2 separate regions of the Homo sapiens genome follow, and region 2 is linked to region 1. A link is an interaction called in ENCODE POLR2A ChIA-PET data of the cell type or tissue named here. Cell type or tissue: endothelial cell of umbilical vein. All regions are shown on one strand. Each heading gives the region's core, and the rest is flanking DNA. Links, peaks and the distances in the headings are about the cores only. Region 1 has its middle 22 kb from the start of LINC02612. Region 2 overlaps LINC01920 (long intergenic non-protein coding RNA 1920).

Region 1 (11,086 bases), core at 1,538-9,537:
TCTCTATATTTGTTAAAAATACCTGATTCTACAGTCCTCCAAGGGAGGTGGGTGGTGGGTGGTAGGTGGCCGGTGGCCGTCATTCTCTAAAGAAAAGAGAAGCTTGGGGAGGATGTTGTAAGAAGGAAGGAAAGTGATCCATCCTCTTCCTCTTTAGGAAAATAGCTCTGTAGATGATCTCACATCTCACTGATTCCCATAGTGTAGGGCCCTCATGGTCACCTGATAATTCCTTCAGGCACCGAATCACGTACTTCACTCCCTTGCTGACCTTGTCTTCCTACCAGGCTTCTGGAAGCTTCAATAGATGTGTCTCCCAGTCCCCACCTCATCAGTGATTTGCCCTCAAACCAAGGCTAGGACAGAATCTAGGGGCATTCCAGGGAAACAAGATCCACTCAATCCTGCATCAAGAAGCACATGTTAGGAGAAAGAGAGATTAACTATTCCTTCTGGAGCTACACAGAATTCCAGTCATTCCAATGGAGAACTACAAGATGCATTAAGCTACTGCTGCCCCACTCCTAGACAATGTGCACTTTCTCTAAGAAGACACATCTAGCTCTCCAAAAATGGCCCAATATGTGCAATCAGAATCTCAGGGGAGAGGCTACAGAACTGAGAGAATGGATGAGGCTGATTGTAGAAGTTGCAACTAGGGTGGTGAATTTGGGGGCACTATATATAGCATTAATTTCTACGAATTGAATCAAATGCAATTTTCCATGCTGAGGCCTGTTATTTAAAAAAGAAAAAGCATGAATGGATGACTGGATGCCCCAGCGCATCAGTAGCAGAGCTGTTCTTACTGAAACCATGAAATACTCTATTAAATGAAGTTAGAGAGAATATCCAGCAAGGTTCCTCCATTGCTTTTCAGGAAGCATTACAAAATGGCAGGGGTGGGAGTCATTCCAAATTATAGACTATCAGGCTGACAGCCCTAGCATCATGGGCTCACAAAGACCTCATTGAATGTGACAGTCTGGAAATCTAGGTGGCATAATGAGGCACATAAGCAGTATTTTCAAGGGTGCTAGCAGCTATTTCATACCTCTTTTCCCCCAAAGGCATGTAAGCTTCCCAAAATCATCTGTCTATTTTCATATATTTTCTTTTTCTTCATTGTTCTTCCCCCTATATCTAATGTACTGACATACAGTGAGTTGTGCCAGATTTCAAATATATACATCCCTTCAGGAAATAAAAGATACTCAGACTTCTTGACCATTTGAATTAAAAGTGAACAACTTGCTAGAGGATATATGATCACAATAATTGTTTTCTAAAGATAGTCTCATGTAAGATTTCTGGCTTGCTTTATTCAGGAATTGTATTCTGTTTGAAATCATCAACGTTGTCTTGCATCAACATTTTAAAATTCTTTTAATTAAAATAACAAATCATCAAGGTTTATATATGACAACTACCTATGATATTTATTATTTTAGAGATGGGCAATATAGAATGAGATTGACATTATAAATAACAAGGATGGTGTGGACTGGACTGGGATTATATAATTGAGGTGTCCCAGTTTTCTGCAGAGGTTGATCTCAATTATACATGGAATGAAGTATCTGGATTTACAGTTTCCATGATGCACATTTAGGAAAACATTATAGCTTAAATGTAGAAAACTTTATGTACAGATATGCAATGTATAAGGAACAGATAAGCCGTGAAGTTAACCTTTTTATTTTATAGACAATCTTTCAAGCATATTTAACCATACAGTTTTGGTGTTCAATGAATGAGTTTCACTTGTAACATGATACTACATGAGACTGTAACTATCATTATTTTTTCCAAATAAAGCCTTTACTCATCTAAGCAACCATGGTGGAGCAACCACACAGCCATTTTCAACTACCACGAGAGCTGGTAGTTGAAACAGACCCATGCTCCATCTGGCATTCTATGTATTCCCATACTTTGTGGGGGGAAAAGCAAGACTTAGTACAATTTCGAATTTGTAGATCTGAGTCGATGATCCATTTCCTGACCTTTTCAGCAGCAAGTCCTCAGAAATATTTCAGTATTTTCAGCTATGAAATTTTCAGCTATGAATATTTCAGCCCTTTCTCATGGAGTTCTGGCTATGAGTATCTTTCTGAGAGATGTCTGATTTATTGAATTTCTTCCTCTCCTCTTTTTCTTCTTTCTCTTTTCTTCCTGTTCTGGCTCTCTCACTTTCTCTTTCATTCATGTTGGTACCAATATTCCTGAGGGTGGCAAGCAGTTCACTATGGGAGACAGTCACTAATCTCTGGCCCAGAAAAGGGGACTTCCATGAGTGTGTGTGGATAGGCAGGACAGGAGAACAAAAGAATGACAGGAAATGTTTCCTCAGAAAGTCCTGCTAACCTTTGACCCCTAGCTCAGCTTAACGGCATTGCTCTGCTCACCTGAAGTTCTAATGGAATCTGTTTTCACTACCTAAGGCACTGTCTCTGTTAAGTCTTCCTGAGTACTTCCTAGAAAAGGTCAAATGCAAACAATGATATTTTACAGGAATATTGCACCTTCTAGCCTGTCACCTGGAGTGTAAGAGACACAGTCACAATTGCAATGCACATAATGTCTCACATTAGCCATACAGGAATTATTTTAGGGATAAAATTCTTCCTCCTCCTCCTCATCATCATCATTGCTAGAACTTTACTATGCTATGTTTACTGTGTCCTTGGTAGAGTGCTAAGCACATACCCTCATAATGTTGATTTAATTCATCAACATTATGAGATAGGGAGTATCAAGCTTCCCATACTGCAGCTAGGGAAGTCAATATTCCCCGAGGTCATACAGCTAGAAAAGATGAAGGCAGAGTGCAATCCTGGCAATTTGACTCCAGATCAGCACCGTAAACCACCCACCATGATCGCAACAACAATGGACTTCTCTTTCATGCAGAACAAACATCTTGCTCACTTCCCATTTCTAATTGACTACAGCAATTGCAATTCTTGCTGAACCATTCTCAGCGTGTTTGAGTTACTTGAGGCATCTGACTGTAGGCTCTACCTATACCCTGATGCCAACTCTACTCTCATTTCTTGCTTTGCTGTTTTCTTGTAAAGCTTGTTCTTTGAGTCACCCTTTCTTCGAGTTTTGCCTGCCTCTCTGGCCCTGAGAAGTCACTTAAGTTTTGCTTTACCTGCTTTCTTCGAATGAAACCTTCTTTCTTGTAGCTCTTTTGTCTCTGCTTGCCCTCTCCTTCACCTCAGTCCTCCCTTTCTTTCCCTTTTAACCAGCCCAAGGCTTCCTCCACAGGAACATTAAAGGCTGGGAAAACATTTTACAAATTATAGAATATTGGAAGAATGTTAATTATTCATAAGAATTAAAATACCATTATTCTGTAAAGCAATCTAGTGTGGAGTGAAATGAGCATGTATATTGCCATCAACCTGAACTAACTTTAAATTCTGGTATCACCACTGCCTCGATGCTTGTACTAGTGTGTATATAACCCAAGGATGTGAGTCAAGCTTTCTGAGCATCAGTTTTTTTTATGTTTAAAAGAAGGATAATAATGCTTACTTTACAACATGGTTGTGTTAGATTAGGCATCTGATGTTAGTAATAACCAATGTTTAGTAGTGCAACTAAGAGTCTGGCACTGTGCTATGGACTGAATTGTGTCCCCTCTCCCCAACACCAAATTCATCTGTTGAAGCCCTAAACTCCCATGTAACTGTATTTGGAGATAAGGCCTTTGAAGAGATAATGAAGGTCAAATGAGGTCATGAGGGTAAAGTCCTGATCTGATAGGATTAGTGTCCTCATAAGAAGAGAGCTGTGTCTGTCTCTTTCTCTCTCTCACACACACACACACACACACACACACACACACACACACAGAGAGAGAGAGAGAGAGAGAGACAGAGAGAGAGAAGAAAGAGGCCATGAGAAGATACAGGGAGAAGTCAGCCATCAGCAAGCCAGTTCTGGAGGCTAGGAAGTCCAAGGTCAAAGGACTTCTGGAAACAATTCAGTTTCCAGAGCCCTTACTGGATATTGAATTGGCCAGCACTTTGATCTTGGATTTCCCAGCCTCCAGAACTGTAAGAAAATAAATTTCTGTTGTTTAAACCACCTAGTCTATGGTATTTTGCTATGGCAGTGTGAGCAGATTAATGCAACCCTTAAGTGTGTTACTTTCTATACGGATAGAAGGTAGGACCTGTAATTATTTTTACTTACAGAAGAGAACATTGAACTTCAGAGTGACTAAATAACATATTTAAAGTCCCATGCAGTGGCACACCTGGGACTCAAGCTTAGAGCTGTCCAGCTCCAAATAAGGTTCTTTATCACTATGTCCCTTTGCATCCTTTAGCAATAAAATACACAAGTGGCCTGAGCAGTTCTGAGAAGATGTCACCTTTCCCCATAATATTTGGTCCAGATGTGTCCACTGGCCTTTTATCAGAATCAGGGCTGGCCGGGTACAGTGTCTCAGGCCTGTAATCCCAGCACTTTGGGAGGCCGAGGTGGGTGGATCACAAGGTCAGGAGTTTGAGACCAGCCTGACCGACATGGTGAAACCCCATCTCTATTAAAAATACAAAAATTAGCTGGGCGTGGTGGCGTGCACCTGTAGTCCCAGCTACTTGGGAGGCTGAGACAGGTGAATCGCTTGAACCCAGGAGGCAGAAGTTGCAGTGAGCTGAGATCGTGCCACTGCACTCCAGCCTGGCAACAGAGTGAGATTTCATCTCAAAACAAAACAAAACAAAACAAAACAAAAACAGAATTAGGGTTGTCATTTAACCAATGCAACCTCAAGCCTTCCCATAAGAAATCCTTACCTCTTCTTGAGTTCTCTATCCAAATGTTAGGTGTGCTGAAAGTATTCATTGAGATTATAAGAAATGTTGTTTTTTACTTAAGAATACTTTAAGAGATATTCATAACAAGTAAAATTGCTAATGGTTTCTCTAAATGTTTACAAGGTTTTCCTAGGAAATGTGTGGCAAAAATATTATTTACTACTATTATTTTTTGACATAGTTTTTTTTCCAGCTATAATTTTATACTGTGGCTAATTAATCTGCCAACTAGTGATTTATAATGTAATTTAACTGAATGTCAGACATTGTTCAGATTGGCTGGTACTCTTTAAAAGAACTGTTCTCATCAGATAACTCAGAGCACCAGCTCTCAATCAATATTGCACAGTACACATAATTTTTAAAAAGAAAATAACATCACATCTATATTATAAATAAAGAAAATAAATTTACAATAATATAGTATTTCAATGTGGTTTAAATAGAAAATAAAATGAAACAGATATTTTCTTCTCTATGTAGAATTTGAATTTAACAGGCACAGATTGCTAAATAGAAGGTCAAGTATCATAGGAAGATTACCATCAATGACGAAATTTTCTAAAATGGTAAAAAGCTCTTAATAAAGTTCCAGAATAAAACAAACAAACAAATAAACAAACAAAAAACAGTAAAACTATAAAATAGTTCATTCCTTAATAAGGAGATAGGGATAAATTTGCTCCTATCCTCTGCTCAGGTTCCCTCTCTGCGGAAGCTGGTCTGAAGTTTTTGCTTTGTTTGTTTTTGTTTTTTTGAGACGGGGTCTCACTCTGTCACCCAGGCTGGAGTGCAGTAGTGCGATCTCAGCTCATTGCAAGCTCCGTCTCCTGTGTTCACACCATTCGCCTGCCTCAGCCTCCCAAGTAGCTGGGGCTACAGGCGCCCACCACCATGCCCAGCTAATTTTTTGCATTTTTAGTACAGAAGGGGTTTCATCTTGTTAGCCAGGATGGTCTCGATCTCCTGACCTCGTGATCTGCCCAGCTTGCCCTCCCAAAGTGCTGGGATTACAGGCATGATCCACTGCACCCAGACTGCTTTTTTTTTTTTTTTTTTTCCACCCAGGCTGGAGTGTAGAGGTGCACTGCAACCTCCCACTCCCAGACTCAAGTGATCTTCTCACCTCAGCTTCCCAAATAACTGGGACCACAGATGTGCACCACCATGCCCAGCTAATATATTTTTGGTAGAGATGGGGCTTTGCCATGTTGGCCAGCCTGGTCTCAAACTCCTGAGCTCAAGTGATCCACCTGCCTCAGCCTCCCAAAGTGCTGGGATTACAGGTGTGAGCCACTATGCCTAGCTAGTCTGAAGTTCTTATTGCGATGAGAGTTGAAGACATAGATATAAGAGCAAAGCCAGGCAGGCAATTTCATCTAGGGAAATATCAGGGGAAAAGTGGACTGTTCTACTGGGATCATGAACCAATAACCAACTAATCAAGAGATTTCTGGAATTGCTGCTGTTGTTTTGGAAGTTCTAGCCATCCACAGGACCCAGAATTGTCCCCAAAGATGTAAAGCCAGAGAAGACAACTACTTGAAGGTGGTGCGACACTGCACCTGGGACGTGGACACCTAATTGCCTGTGGGCCACTAGAACTATTATTTCCCAGCTGGCTGTGCAGGTTTACTCTGCTCATTTCATCAGTTTGTGATAATATCACCTGACATTTTATCCACTGTTGGATTTTTTTGTCAGAATTTTATGGATAATCTTCTTTTGACTTACATTTCAGTTTTCATTTCTGGAAAATTTAAAAAATATTAAAACCACGCAAAATTTTGTGTATATATGTCAGTTTGAGTTACATTCTAAGTTTAGATAATTTTTGTCTATTTCTGACATGAATATCTGGTAGTAATCTCAAAAACTCTGTGGGACCCAGAACAAGTCCTTCTTGCGTGAGATTGTCCCCACGCATTGCTGGATATGTAGTATCTCTGGCTACTACCCTCTAACTTCCAGCATCTCCCTACTCTTCCACTCCCAACCCCTCATGTTGCCCCTATTAATTAAAATTCTCCCTAAAATGCAATCTGTCTTTCTTTAAGAGTCACTAATAGAGGTTGAAACATGGGATTTGGAGTTAAGAAGATGTGGATTCTAATTTTAATTTGCATGTAGGGGAAATTATTCAAAATTAAGACTGGCTTGGAGTTCAATCCTATACTGAATTCTTAGAAAGTTCCTTGAAACACTTGAACCAAATATAAAGCCTCTCTTACCTAGAAATTGAATAACTTTTTTCATTTAGTGAATGTTATGACTATCTATTATATCCTAGGGTTTTCAACAGACAATGGCAAAGGTGGAGGTAAATAAAATATGACAAAATATATCTTTGCCAATGGGAAGGAGCTGGAATCATAAAATAATTCAGGATACCCAGTTAAATTTGAACTTAGATAATCAATTAATAGTTTTTTTTTAAAAGTAAAACTATGACCCATGCATTGGGACATATTTGAATTTTATGGGAACTATCAATGCATGGGAATATTTATAATGAAAAATATTTGTTTATCTGGAATTCAAATTTAACTGGGTGTTCTGCACCTTGCCTGGTAAATCCATGTTAATTACTGGTGTGAGCAGACCAATATATTAGCATGAACCCTCTCTTTGTCCATGATAAGTTGAAATACTTTGAAAGAATTTAACCATTAACATATCCACAATTTTTTTGTTTTGTTTTGTTTTTGCTTTTTGAGACGGAGTCTCACTCTGTCGCCCAGGCTGGAGTGCAGTGGCGCTATCTCAGCTCACTGCAATCTCCGCCTCCCGGGTTCACGTCATTCTCCTGCCTCAGCCTCCTGAGTAGCTGGGACTACAGGCGCCCACCACCAGGCCCGGCTAATTTTTTGTATTTTTAGTAGAGACGGGGTTTCACCGTGTTAGCCAGGATGGTCTCGATCTCCTGACCTTGTGATTTGCCCGCCTCAGCCTCCCAAAGTGCTGGGATTACAGGCGTGAGCCACCGCACCCGGCCTAACATATCCACAAATTTTGAAGCCCAATATACCTTCATATGTAGATGAATGATTATATTTAAGAAATCATCCATCAAAAAATAAGTCAGCTCTCCAGGCAATTGGTAGAAAAACAAGATTTCTACTTCTAAGAAAATATGTAATTTTATAAAGACACTAATTGTAAAGAATTTAAACTCTGTTTCTGAATCTGGGGACCCAAGGCTAGGCTTCATCATTCCTCTGAAATAGTAGGTAATATTGTATGTATCTCCACACTTTTCCAAGGAAGAGGATCATTGCATTTGTCAGATTCTGAGAAATTTTTAAAACACAAAACTTACTAAGAATAACTTGACTCAAAACAAAGTTCACACTTCAGGATTGATAGAAATGTTTTGTATCTTGATTGTGGTGGTGGTTACATGTATGTATTTATGTACCAAAAGTCATAGGACCATACCCAAAACTGGTGAATTTTAATCATATCTCAATTAACTTAACAAAAATTTAAAAAAATTTATATTAAAAAATCAAAGTTCAAAACAACTCAGAGAATAAACCAAGTACTACTTATTATTTTTCCCAAACATATATTTTGCAAGAATTTCACTCCCTCTGTTGAAATTCTTCATTCCAGAGAGAGGTCACTTAAGTAATATAACTCCTTGGGAGAACCAGATAACATCATTCAATATGTTCAAAAAGGAGCAGTATTTCCAATACAATTAAAGCATTTTCTCTCCAGATTTCCTTTTCTTATCTCTATGCGAAGTGAAATAAATTAGAAAGACAACAGAAACTGATGGACAATTTTATTTTTTAATCATTATGCCACATATGCCCTCTAAAGTGGCTTTACTTCTGTCCCCAAATATGTTTTTCTTGCCTTGCTAGGAGCAGCATCACTATTGATTTAATCAGCATGATGCCTGGCCTGCCAGGGAGTTATGCTCTTAGACTAATTGCCATTCACTCCTTGCCATGGTCTGAATGTTTGTGTCCCCTCAAAATTCATATATTAAAATCTTAACCACCAAGGGAATGGATTAGGAGGTAGGCTCTTTGGGAGGTGATTAGGCCATGAGGGTGGAACCCTCATGAATAGGATTAGTGCCCTTATAAAAGAGACTCCTCTCTCCTTCCATCAAGTGAGGACAAGTGAGGACACAGCAAAAGGCACCATCTTTGTATGAGAAAACAGGCCCTCGCCAGACACTGAATCTGCCAGTGCCTTGACCTTGGGTCCTCCAGCCTTCAGAATGTTGAAAAACAAATTTTTGTTGTTCATATGCTACCCGGTCTATGATATTTTGTTATAGTGCTCCAATGGACTAAGCCACTCTTATATACTCCAATAATAAAAATTATCTCTAGTAAAAATCCTATTGTCCTAGTCACCTTTTATTAATTTTATTCATCTGAAAAATGGAACTAATATTGCCTGTTTGCAAGTTACTGTGCTAATTAATTTAAAAGGGCTTTATAAATTCTAAGGAACTCTATCAACTGAAAGTGCGGAAGCTAAAAGGCAAGAATAAGTCAGATGCCTAATAATCATAAAAAAGAACAAACCTTCACTACATATGAATCACCGTATACATTATCTCATTTGATCTTCAGACAACTCTGCTGCATCATTGTTATTATTATTCCCAATAGAAAAATACAAAAAAAGTAGATTGATTATACCCAGATCATGTTCTTTGGTAAAGACAATGAGGTAAATCCATTTCTGACACGTCCACTCTAAAGAGGGTAGTGGGAATAGCTGAGAGGGCAAGATCTACAACACATTCTGCCCTTTATGCATTTGCACTCTGACTTTTACAAGACATCTCATCAAAGGCATGTGTTCAGATACTAGTATTCATCATACAAAGAATTTGGGTTCTCTTTCTCGCTATCTCTCTGCACACATGCACACACACTTGTACACACACATATATAATGCACATATATCTCATATATTGTATATATGTTTTATATATATATATATGTAGGCACTGCTACATAAAGTTTTAGCTTCATTTTACTTCTAGGAAAGCTGTGAAAATTCTTCAAAAAAAATTGCATAAGTGAAAATGACAAATAGAAAAATAACATAGTTCACATCTGAAAATCAAATTAATGCCTTTTTATTAATATTTATATTATGTGATACTGGGAAACCATTACTTTGTTTTGATCATCTGAATTATGTCTGTCTGAAACAAGTTCGTATGTTAAAACATTCTTTGGTGAATAGATAAATTCCTCAGGGTCTTCTGGCATTTGCAGCTCTGGAAAAAAATCATTCTGTGCTGAGAATCGTTACTTAGTATTTATATGTTCCTTTTTCTCACATTTGCAAAATATAATTTATGATCGCTTTCTAAGATAAAGAAGAGTTAATTGCATATTGACAAGGTGTCTTCAAGAGAGGTCCTGAATTCCTCAGTTCTTTCTCAATCATAATCACCATCTACTTCTGATAACTGCAAAATAGCTGTTTATTGTAGTCCTTATATTTTACATTTTTCATTATCATTCACTGTGACAAGAAAAAATAAGTAGTATCACTTTGCGTAGGGTTTTGGGGCTTATGTGGGGTGGAGAGAGAGATATCTTAGTCATAGAGTTCACATAACCCTTTTGGGAAGACAGATTTTCCACATTCATGATCAATGATAATCCAGGTAATCAATTAACCTGCAGGAACTAAAGGACATCAGTGTTCATGGGGGCCAGAGGATAGTTAGGCATTGATACTTGAGTAATAACAGAGAAGATATTTAACACTTACTATGTTCCAAACACTTTATGTGTACTTTCTTACTTAGTCCTCATTATAGTCTACTAGAAAGGACTCCTTTTTTTACAGATAAGCAAACTGAGGCACAGAAAGGTTAAGAAACTTGCTCAAGATCACCTAGTCAGTAAGTTGGAATTTAAACCCACCAAGCAATCTAACTCCAAAATCTCTACTTATAGTTCTCAAATAGTCAGTATATATCAGAATAACACAATTTCTATTACATAGTCAAGGAATAACTCTTCATGTCCTGTATTGGATGCAGTTCTCAGTCTTCTGAAATGATTATATTGCAAAATTACAAGTTCTGATTAGCTTCAAAGAGAGTGAATGATGTAAAACATTCAGGAAAAATCAGTATCAGGTGACATGAATTGAGGTTCATGAGTTTTGACAGTCAACACAAGATCATATGTGAGGCGTTATCTTACGGGAATGTATGTATCAGCCTCCTGGCCCCTGACCATGCTGTATGTTTTCCA
Region 2 (11,086 bases), core at 1,970-9,969, 100 kb before region 1:
AGCTGCTCAGGAGGCTGAGGCGGGAGAATTGCTTGAACCCGGGAGGCAGAGGTTGCAGTGATCTGAGATCACGCCACTGCACTCAAGCTTGGCAACAGAATGAGACTACATCTAAAAAAAAAAAAAAAAAAAAAAAGACAAACAAACAAAAACAACTTTGCATTTAAAATGTCAGCTGACAACCAAATCAATAGATATTACAGAAAAAACTTACATAAAGGGCAATGCCCTAAAGAAACAAACAAACAAAAGAATCTGGAGAAAATAAAGACAATATTTAGAGGGTAGGAAAATAGGTAAAAAGTAATATTTAAAAGAAACAAGAGCAGCAGGCTATGAAAAGGATCATACGGAGAAAAATCTTTGTAATTAAAAATATGTTAACTTATCTTAAAAAGTTAACAGGAAACTGGAAATATAAAAAAGTTCAGGATAAACTTTACAATGTAGGACAAGATAAAACAGGAAAATTATAGATACAATTTAAGAAAAATAAAGAATAAAGTGTAATAATGTGAGTTATAAGAAGAGAGAATTAAATAAAAATGAAAAAAAAATTGTCAAGCAAATAATACAGAAATGTTTCCCAGAATGGAAATGAATAAATTTTTAGATTGATCGGTTCAGATTTTCAGAAAAATGAACTTCGAATACTCAACTAAAGGCACATGTATATAAAATGCTAAAATGCCAGGAATAGAAGGGTCACTTGAAAAGATTGAAATTAGAAAAGATTTCTAAGGTCAGAAAGCGACCTTAGAAAGTAGAAAATAATGAACAAATTGCTTTGAAAACCTGAGAGAAAATGATTCCAGCCTAGAATTCCATGCCAAGAAATTTTAAAAGACAAATATAAGGGTAGAAAATAGTGAACGAGGCTGGGCGCAGTGGCTCACGCCTGTAATCTCAGCACTTTGGGAGGCCAAACTGGGTGGATCACGAGGTCAACAGATTGAGGCCATCCTGGCCAACATGGTGAAACCCCGTCTCTACTAAAAATACAAAAAATTAGCTAGGCATGGTGGCAGGTGCCTGTAGTCCCAGCTACTCAGGAGGCTGGGGCAGGAGAATCGCTTGACTCCGGGAGGCAGAGGTTGCAGTGAGCTGAGATCGTGCCACTTCATTCCAGCCTGGCAACAGAGCGAGACTCCGTCTCAAAAAAAAATAATAAATAAAATAAATAAATAAATAAATAAATAAATAAAAGAAAATAGTTAACTGCAGGTAGAAAATAAGTATTTTCAATTGCAAGATCTCAAAAAATACTTCCACATACCATGTTTTAAGAGCTATTGGAGGATGTGATTAAGCAACATGAGGGAATAACCCAAAACAGAAGTAGCTAGAGGATACAGGAAACAAGCGTTGAGAAACAGAAAATAAAGAAAATTCCCAGGATATTGATGAAGAAAAGTTCTAGAACATCAGCTCCCTGTGGTCTGAGAGAAACCAGTCCAGACTGGTGAGGAGGTTGGAGGGCTCCAGATGGAATAACCAATATGTTGGAATACCTAGGACAGTTTTGGCAGAAAGTTTAGGGATGAATTAGCAATTGGTACATTAAAAAGTAAGAAAAAAAAAAGAGGTAATACTTAACTCCAGGGAAAGCAAGTTACACAAAAAGAAGCGTAATCATAAGTAACATCTGTGACTAGTATTTCCATTATATCAACAATTTTGTTTCAGGGTAAGGTAAGTGCATCTGATTTTTTGGTGAGGTGAGAAATAGCATATAGGTTGAGAAAGCTAAATTTTTAACTTTCCCAATAGCAGAGCAAGAGATAACATCTACAACTGGCTTGCTTTTAAAATAATGTACATGTATTACTCTGATTAAAAGAAAAAACCGATGGCGTATTTTTTAAAAAAGAAAAGCAATTACTTGAAAAAATTTAAGCCAAATTCCATCACTTTTCTACCATAACACTTTGACACCATTATTTGAACAATTTAGACATTTTTAAAAGTTGAAAATCATGACTTGTATTTTATTCCAGGCTAAAAGATTTGACTAGATGTTACTTCCAAAGTGGTCAGGCCAATTCTCAACTTACTATGACCCTCTGAGTAGCAAGATTAGTATTTCCACAGTCTCTGAGATTAAAATTCTATGCAATTGATTTGTTGTACACAAACATGTCTGTTCTCCTCCACTGTACTAGTATGCTAACTTTAGAACTTGGAACTCCCAGGGAAATAGTCTAGAATGTATCATTTTCCTTTTACCTGTACTGTTTGTCTGTCTCATATTATCTAATGGCATTTTTATTCTCTATTGAATATATATTTCTAAATATCTATGAAAGATTAAAATTTGAAGGAAAAATTTCAGAGAATTCAAATCCTTAAGGTCAACTGTTTGCTTAAATCAGTTTTTCCAAGAACTGCTAAGTCAAGTTTAATTCTTTCTTAAATATTATTACATATCCCTATCCGCTCATGTCCGTGCCAATGAACCAGCTGTTTTTGAGAAGGCAAGAATTTTATCTCTAGATTTTATCTGAACAAGTTTTCCAAAAAAGATCATTGTAGAATGAAGCATACCTGCTGGTGACCTCTTCATTTCTAAGAGAAGAATTAGAAATATTTTTTTGTGTGTGAATAAACAGTGGCTGACCTACATCGTTGCTGAAATCCATTGTTTCAAATATCAGAGCAAGGCCTTATGGTTTTCCTTTCTGAAGGCACAGTACTGCCAGTATCGTTTCTTACTTGAGCACTAAGAAAGTCAATTTTCTTGACTCTTAGAGCAATAATTTTGGAGGAATGTGAACCTTTTACGAATGTGACTAGAAAAAATAGTAGGTACAAATACAACAATAAAACTTTGGAGGATTTCCAGGCTTTGGACAGTACCTTGAATACAGCATGCATTTTTAAATATGTACAGACCAATTGTCACAAAAAGAGAGACAGAAGAGGTTGTTTCTGAAGTTCAGTTTTAAGAACATACCTATATTTTTATAAAACTGAAATAAAGGGCCTGGCACGGTGCCTCACGCCTGTAATCCCAGCACTTTGGGAGGCCAAGGCGGGCGTATCACCTGAGGTCAGGAGTTTGAGACCAGCCTGAACAACATGGTGAAACCCCGTCTCTACTAAAATACAAAAAAATTAGCCGGGCATGGTGGCACATGCCTGTAGTCCCATCTACTCGGGAGGCTGAGGCAGGAGAATCACTTGAACCTGGGAGGCAGAGGTTGCAGTGAGCCAACATCTTGCCACTGCACCAGCCTGGTGACAGAGCAGGACTCCATCTCAAAAAAAAAAACCCTGAAATAAAGACACATACATATATTTGTTTTATTTATTTATTTAGACACAGCAGCTCTCTCTATTGCCCAGGCTGGAGTACAGTTGCATGATCATAGCTCACTGCAGCCTCCAACTCCTGGGTCTGAGAGATCCTCCTGCCTCAGCCTCCTGAGTAGATGGGTCTGCAGGGGCATGTGACCACATCTGGATAATTTTTAATTTTTTTTGTGCAGACAGAGTCTCACTATTTTGCCCAGACTGATCTCAAAGTCCTGGCCTCAACATACATTTAATATTTTAGGAAACCTTTTCATTTTAAGTGAGTTCTTTTTTGAAATACAGATAGTTAATTTGTCTTGTTTTGAATTTTTGTAGAATAAAACGTTTTTTAAAAAAGTATACACACAAACACTTTAACCATATATGGAGTGGTTTATTAAAAGGAAAAACCCAGTTTAGAAATTATGATTTTCAAGCTCCAATGGGTAGAAATACACAACACCTCTAAAATGGCATCAGTTTTCATGAAGGGGAAAAGTGATAAATGATTTCAATAACTCTTAGTCTATTCTTTGAATATTTCATGAGAAAATGTAAATGAAGGTTGGGAAGAAATTGTCCTTATGAGTCCAGAAGGGTATTGACAAATACTTATTTTGTATTTGATTTCTTTTGTTCTATTTCCTAATTTTATAAAACCATCTGGAAGAGTGCTGCTAAGGTAAACTGAAGAGTTCTAATGATCTATGTTATAGTTTAGATATCTTAATAGTCACCATAGTTGTAACTTAAACCAACTGAATTTTAGCTTGAATTTCGTGCTTTCTGTTCTTATATTTTACTAAATAGCTTTAGTTTTTTTAAATGTAAAATTCCATATATCTCTCTATGTTTGGGTTCCTCTCATTCTAGATTATTTAATTTTCCCCTTTTATATAGTGTAGTTCATTTCAGAAATGAGATTTTTTTTTTTTTTTTTTTTTGAGATAGAGTCTCGCTCTGTCGCCCAGACTGGAGTGCAGTGGCGCCATCTCCACTCACTGTAAGCTCCGCCTCCTGGGTTCAGGCCATTCTCCTGCCTCCGCTTCCTTAGTAGCTGGGACTACAGGCGCCCGCCATCACGCCCGGCTAATTTTTTGTATTTTTAGTAGAGATGGGGTTTCACTGTGTTAGCCAGGATGGTGTCCATCTCCTGACCTCATGATCCGCCCACCTCAGCCTCCCAAAGTGCTGGGATTACAGGCGTGAGCCACTGCGCCTGGCCTTGAGACTTTTTCTTAATATTTGTCTGATTTTCAGTATCCAACAGGTGCTAAAATTGCAAATTTGATCAAGAGAATAAGTGCTGTGGTATAAGGGGAAGTGTGTTTAGTATAAAATAATAACATCTTCAAAATAAGTCCATTTTATGACTATTAGTAAAGCTACCCTGATGTTATTCTCTATAAAAATATCTTTTTCATTTTTAACCAAAGTTTACTTCATTTATTTTATTATAAAATAAAATAACCAATCATACTAAGAAAAACATGTTAAGAGTATTGTTAGCCCACATAAAAGGAATGAGCAGGAAATAAATGCAAGCAATGAGAGATACCAAATTTAAAATGGTGATTCTTGGCAGGGAAGTAAGTTGGTATAATTGGAAAAAAGTACACAGGGCCTTCAATTATTTAGACAAAATGTTATTTCTTAAGTGAGTTCTCTTTGTAATACTGCATTTTGTATATATCCTAATATTGCACAAACTTGTAAACACACACACACAATCAGCACAGCATGTGAAATTTAGCGTAGCTCTGATTTTGCCACATTCCTATGGTTAACAAGGAACAAAGCCAGACTTAGCCATTAAAGACTGTGTAGCTTCATATCTCCTGCATGAGCAGGGGTGGCGCTGTTTGAAGGCAGTAGTAATGTTGCTAAAACCTAAGAGGCCACACCACTCAATATGGGATGGTTTGGACCACTGGAGAAAGATGGGTTCTCAGTCAGCAAAGTGGAAGCACAAAAGGAGAGTTTATGGAGGTGGGACAGAGAAGTCTGAGTTGCTCTTTCTCTCCCCCTTTACTCTGTCAGGCTTGGATTTCAGAATGGATGAATGCCCTAGGTGGTGAGTGCAACATGTCATCTTCTATGGTAAACCAACCCAGGAGCTACAAAGGAGGGAATTACCTTATGCCATTCCTTTTTTTTTTTTTAAACTTTATGGCAGGAATAATCTCTGTAAACATGTGAGATCCATTACCTAGTTTTATGTTACAGTTTGGGCTTATTTCTTTTTATTACCTGAAAGCCTATAGTAAGGTATTGTTTATTCTCTCACACCGTATGCCTAAAGGTGGGATAGGAGCCAAATCTTAGCATCCCTATATTATTTGAAGATTATTATGTCTCCATCTTGTCTAAATAAAATGGCTAATATGAACCCATTTACAAGAATTAACACAAATATCTTTTTAATAATTGTATTCCTTGAAAGTTGTGGATAAAGGAGACTTTTGTGAATGTAACTTTTTAAAATACACTGCACAATAGCATTATTTAATAAATCAAGGAAGAGTGATCACTATTTGTAAGGTAAATAATCATATCTTAATCTATCTTGTCTGCGAAATTTATGTTTGTATATATTTATTTTTAAAATGCTTTATAACTATGTTGGTGATGTTGACTCCAATTTTTGTGGGCAAGTTGCCAGAACTTGTCAGCGGAACTTCCTAAGGTAGTGAGCAACTGTGTAGTCAATTGTGTTAATACAAAAGCTTAACCAGTCATGCCAGCACTCTGCTTTTACTGTGCATTATCCAGTCAGAAAATCTGTACTTTGTATGTAGACTGAACAATTGACAATTTGCTATTTTATTCTACCAAGTGGGTATGAACCCAAGTAGTGAGGATAGTAATTCTTTTCTGTTTAAAAACTAGAATCCAAGAAGCAGCAAGTAAAATGGTGAAGAGAACACAATATAGCCCAGACCATCTGACCATTTCACTTGACCTCACCAAGAGGCCGACAAGCAATTATCTGACCATTTCATATCATTGCAATATGGATTATTCTCTCACCAAATAGATCTTGTGATCATATGCATTTGTTGTTCAACTGTCAAAAGAATTATATTTATTTTTAATTTATTCATTTTCTAATTAAAGTTTAGAAAAAAGCTTCTCTAAATGCTCATATTTCATGACGTAGGGTATTAGGCTGTGCTAATGAACTCGGAGTTCATCACATTTCTTAAAGTACAGAACTTGACTTAATAAAGTTTTTGTCTCTACCAGGCATTGTTATGAGAAAAGTCATTTTATTTTCATTCTTAAAAGGACTTCATGCATGAGATTGCCACTTCACAGAGTATTTATCAAACATGGACAAGCTTATTTTTAATCACTGTGTTGAAAGGTAAGTTAAAGTAGCATATAACCTATACATAAGAAGCAAGATAAATATTCCAATTGTAACCTTACAGAAATGTCCCACTATATAGGGCAAAGGGTCTTCAACTGGAGTTTTTGCCCTTAATGGCTACCTCTATGCAAAGTGTCTAAAAAGATAGCATCTTCCAGTTAAAATTATGGTACAGACAGTTTGTTGATATTTTAAAAGTAATGAATTACACATATCTAACATTTTAAAGTTTTATCCTTCTTAAGCAGTTTTTGATTATGTCCATCTTATACATTTTAGTAATTACCTATATACACTGCAAGCATGAACATTCTTGTGATCAAAAATCCTTCAAAACTACCTCTTATTGTGATTATTTATGGAGAGTTACTGGAAACTGGAACTAGAGAATGATAAATTTAGGAAAATGTGGTGTTGTACGTATCTATATGTAATAATACGATCAATTTTCACAGTTAACATAGTGCATCTTGTTATAGGTTATAAATGTTAAAAAATATTAATTTTCTATTAACGAGATTCTTGGGCAAAAAGTTAAATTGTAGAAATGTCATAGACATTCAAAACTTTCCTTTTTTACTTATGTCCCATATTTACTCACGTCTCCTCTTTTGTTATATCCATGGTTAAAAACACAGACTTTGGCTGGGCGCAGTGGCTCACGCCTGTAATCCCGGCACTTTGGGAGGCCGAGGCAGGTGGATCAGCAGGTCAGAGGTTGGAGACCAGCCTGACCAACATAGTGAAACCCTGTCTCTACTAAAAATACAAAAATTAGCCGGGCGTGATGGTGCTTGCTTGTAATCCCAGCTACCCAGGAGGCCGAGGCAGGAGAATTGTCTGAACCTGGGAGGCGGAGGTTGCAGTGAGCCAGGATCGCACCACTGCACTCCAGCCTGGGTGACAGAGCGAGACTCCGTCTCAAAAAAAACAAAACAAAAAAACCCACAGACTTTGAGTCAGGCAGACAGACCTGGATTCCAATTCAGCTCTTTCTGAGCTAGTTTCTTTACCACTCTGATCCTCTAAGTCTGTAAGTCTTCATCTGTAGAACATTAATAATAATGCCAACATCATAGGGTTATTGTGAGAAATTCCTGCCTGAATACATCTGAAATGCCTAACTCAACTCCTGCCAGGTAGAACACAGTAAGAAGGGGCTCTCCGAATCATCCTTTAGGAACGAAGACCCCCATCTTTAGGAAGCCCACAGTGGCAGGGGCAGTCACTGTAGAGGAAGTTGGCAGCAAGGACAGTAGCATCACTTCCACCCCTCCTACCACATCAGGTGCTTTTTTCTCTACCAAAAAGTGTTCACAAGAAAAATTTCTGATATAATTCTGAGGGTATACTCAATGTATGGACTTAGGAGTAATTGCTATTCTCAGAGATATTTATATTTGAATGAGTGGAAACCAAAAGAATGACATGAAATTAAAAATGACATAAAAAATAAAAACCCAATATGGAATTTCAGGCATCAATGAAACAAATAGCCAAGGTACCCTGTAAATTCATGTCTAATATTTCTAATTGTTTGCCTATTGTGGCTATCTTGGTTAGGAATTAATTCATTACAAAGAACAGAAAACTACACATGTGATATCAAGAAAAAAAATCAAGGCAAGGGATTTTTTAGGAGGAATCTATGATATCTCATACAAACCAAGGGCAGGACACATTTCTCTACTCATATCTGTTTAATTTTTTCTTTATGGAATCTGTTCTCAGTTTTTCTTGGCAAATGGGCCAAAGATGATCATCCCTGTCCAGGAGTATTTTAAGAGACTCTGGGAGAGTCATTTTTGGGAGTTTGTACCTCTCTCCTTCCATCTGCCACCTTGTAACAAAGCTTTCTGCCTTAGGTCACCAACTATCTGCTATAGTAGTTGAAGCCCATCTGCCTTAAATGTAAGACAGGCAATCTCAACTGAGACTAAATATTACATCCATTTTTGGCATACACTATCATCTTCCTGGGAAATAAGCCACAAGACTTTATTTCTCTTAAGCTAGTGTCCTCTTTTTACACACTTGGCGTGGGGAGTGGTGTTAATTTTTTGTTTTACTCATACTATGTGGGTGTGTTCTCTGTAAAGATACGTTTATCTGTATTTGTATCTACATCTGTGTCTACACCTGTATCTGTATCTATATCTAGATCTATGTCTATCTATCTGTAGATCTGATGCAGGATTTTTTGCTTGTTAGTTGAGCTAAATCCGGGTTCTTGTCTCAAACCAGGAAAAATTAGGCATGTGGACACATTGACAGGTGAGGAGGATGGAATTTATTAAGCGAAAGGAAAGCTGTCAGCAAAGAGAGGGGTCCTGGACACAGGTTTCCATCTCACAAATTGAATACCAGGCCACCACACACAAGCTGGAGGCCAGGCTCTTCCCCTGCATAAGGAGCGAATTTTTGGTGGCTCTACCCTGTCTTTCCAATGTGCCTGCAGGCCCTTAGTCTGAGCCACTGTACACTGCATGTGTTAAGGGATGAAATTTTTCACCATGGGCATGTTTAGGCAAAACCCTGGTGCACAATGACCTGGGCAGGTCAGAGGTTCTCCAGGGACACCCCTTATCTGCCTAGGCATTTGTCTGTCTCTTGCCACTATCCTATCTGCATATTTTAGTTCCAACTCTGGGGCTAGAAAATTAGTCTGTAATCAAAGAACATACTTGCTTTCTGTTGCTTCTCAATGCCCAGGGAGACTGACTAGCCTTTGGGTCTGAATGACAATTCACCAGTGCGGCTCATGGGCCCATGTTGGTTCAGGGGTCATTCTCCATTCTAATTAACCAGGGACAATTAGCAGGGGCAGTGGGACTTAGACTCCTTAGGCATGGAAAGTGAGGAGAGAAGACTGGAAAAGAAATTTACAGGAGCATTCTCCAACAACAATAATCCTGCCACCTAGGACATCAGGATTGCATTTTCAGTATACATTACCTGGGGCATTTGTTTAAAATGCAGCTTTCAGTGCTCCATCTTTTGACGTGTTTGTTGATGTTGAAAAAATTAATATGACACATTTTTACCTGTTGGTAAGGTTCATACTCTTAACCTGGGGTAAATAAAAAGATATCTGAAATTAATCTTTTCAGTATAAAGAGGCATTTTTAGCAACATTTTCTGAGTGTTTTTGTGGAACTAACAAAATGAGAGTGGAAATTCCTTTTTTTTTTTTTTTTTTCCAAGACAGAGTCTCGCTCTGTCACCAGGCTGGAATGCAGTGGTGCAATCTCGGCTTACTGCAACCTCTGCCTCCTGGGTTCAAGTGATTCTCCTGCTTCAGCCTCCCGAACAGCTGGGACTACAGGTGCAAGCCACCACGCCCAGCTAATTTTTGTATTTTTAGAAGAGACGGAGTTTCACCATGTTGGCCAGGATGCTCTTGATCTCTTGACCTCATGATGTGCCCAACTCAGCCTCCCAAAGTGCTGGGATTGGAAATTCTTTAAAAAAATGATACATGAGGTTACACATTTGATTAAAGTGAATCATATAAGAAGTAACCCAAAGCTTAGTTACAGGGTTATTAGGATTTTATTATTCCTGGTAAATATTATTTAAAATTGAAACCATCTTTCATAAGATATTTTCTTGAAACTTCGAGTTTCCCTTATTGTAACCTAAGAGCAAGAGTGAATTATATCTAGCTGTGGACAATAACCCAAGTAAGTCTTTCTGGTGGGTACTTTTCAGTGTCATCCTGGTATGACAGCTTGAAAATATTACTTGAAAAACATTACCTGCTTGTTATGAAAGATCCAAAAAAAAAAAAAAGAATTACTAGCTCTATTTATTTTTGGTTAAGAAATATAGTTATAAAATTAATTATGACCATCACCTACATAAAGAACTAAAGGGATTCAGTAAAGTCAGTGCTAAAGTTACACATTCATTTGGCAAGATTAAACAATGAAAGATAATCTCACTTTCCAAAATATCAATAAGTTGCCTAAGATCACGCAGCTAAAAGGTGGTAGAGCCAGAATATAAACCCAGGCCATCTGCTTCCAAAGTCCATTAACTCTTCAGCCCACTAGGCTTTTTCATGCATTTTTTTTCTCTAGATCCTCTAAGATCTCTTTCTTAGGAACTATGAAGATCCATTTACAACATTACTAATTATTGAACAAACTTGGATAAATCTAGAGTCAAATCATTTATCCCCTGAAACATGACACTTGGCTATACTTAGTGGGCCTTTGCCAAGTTGTTTCTCCAAGCCTCAGTCTCATCAACTGAAAAAGATGATAATAATGGGCTCTATCTCATTAAAATTCTTATAAGGAAATGCATGATATATGTGAAGTGCCTTGCACAGAGGCTGGCAGGTGAGAACCACTCAATAAATCTTAGCTACTACTTATGTACTTACAGAAGATAGACATAACTCAGTTAGCAATA

The links. Peaks named below come from ENCODE experiments on the same cell type or tissue, not always from the same donor. Only the 100,000 strongest peaks of a DNase experiment are listed, where the experiment ranks them.
Region 2: POLR2A ChIA-PET joins it to region 1 with 11 read pairs; 2 of 35 experiments call an interaction of 5 or more read pairs at or near these places.

What each region holds. Positions count from the first base shown.
Region 1 is chr2:150,645,099-150,656,184 of GRCh38, forward strand. No RefSeq gene overlaps it. Among named protein-coding and RNA genes, the nearest start is that of LINC02612, 22 kb to the left of the region's middle. In endothelial cell of umbilical vein, for the core only: no CTCF peak of the experiment used is centred there; no DNase peak of the experiment used is centred there.
Region 2 is chr2:150,543,590-150,554,675 of GRCh38, forward strand. It overlaps LINC01920 (long intergenic non-protein coding RNA 1920), which reads right to left. Exons shown (of 6, transcript NR_110241.1): 6 at 8,943-9,737. Among named protein-coding and RNA genes, the nearest start is that of LINC01920, 23 kb to the right of the region's middle. In endothelial cell of umbilical vein, for the core only: a CTCF peak has its summit at 5,174; a DNase peak (open chromatin) is centred at 5,982.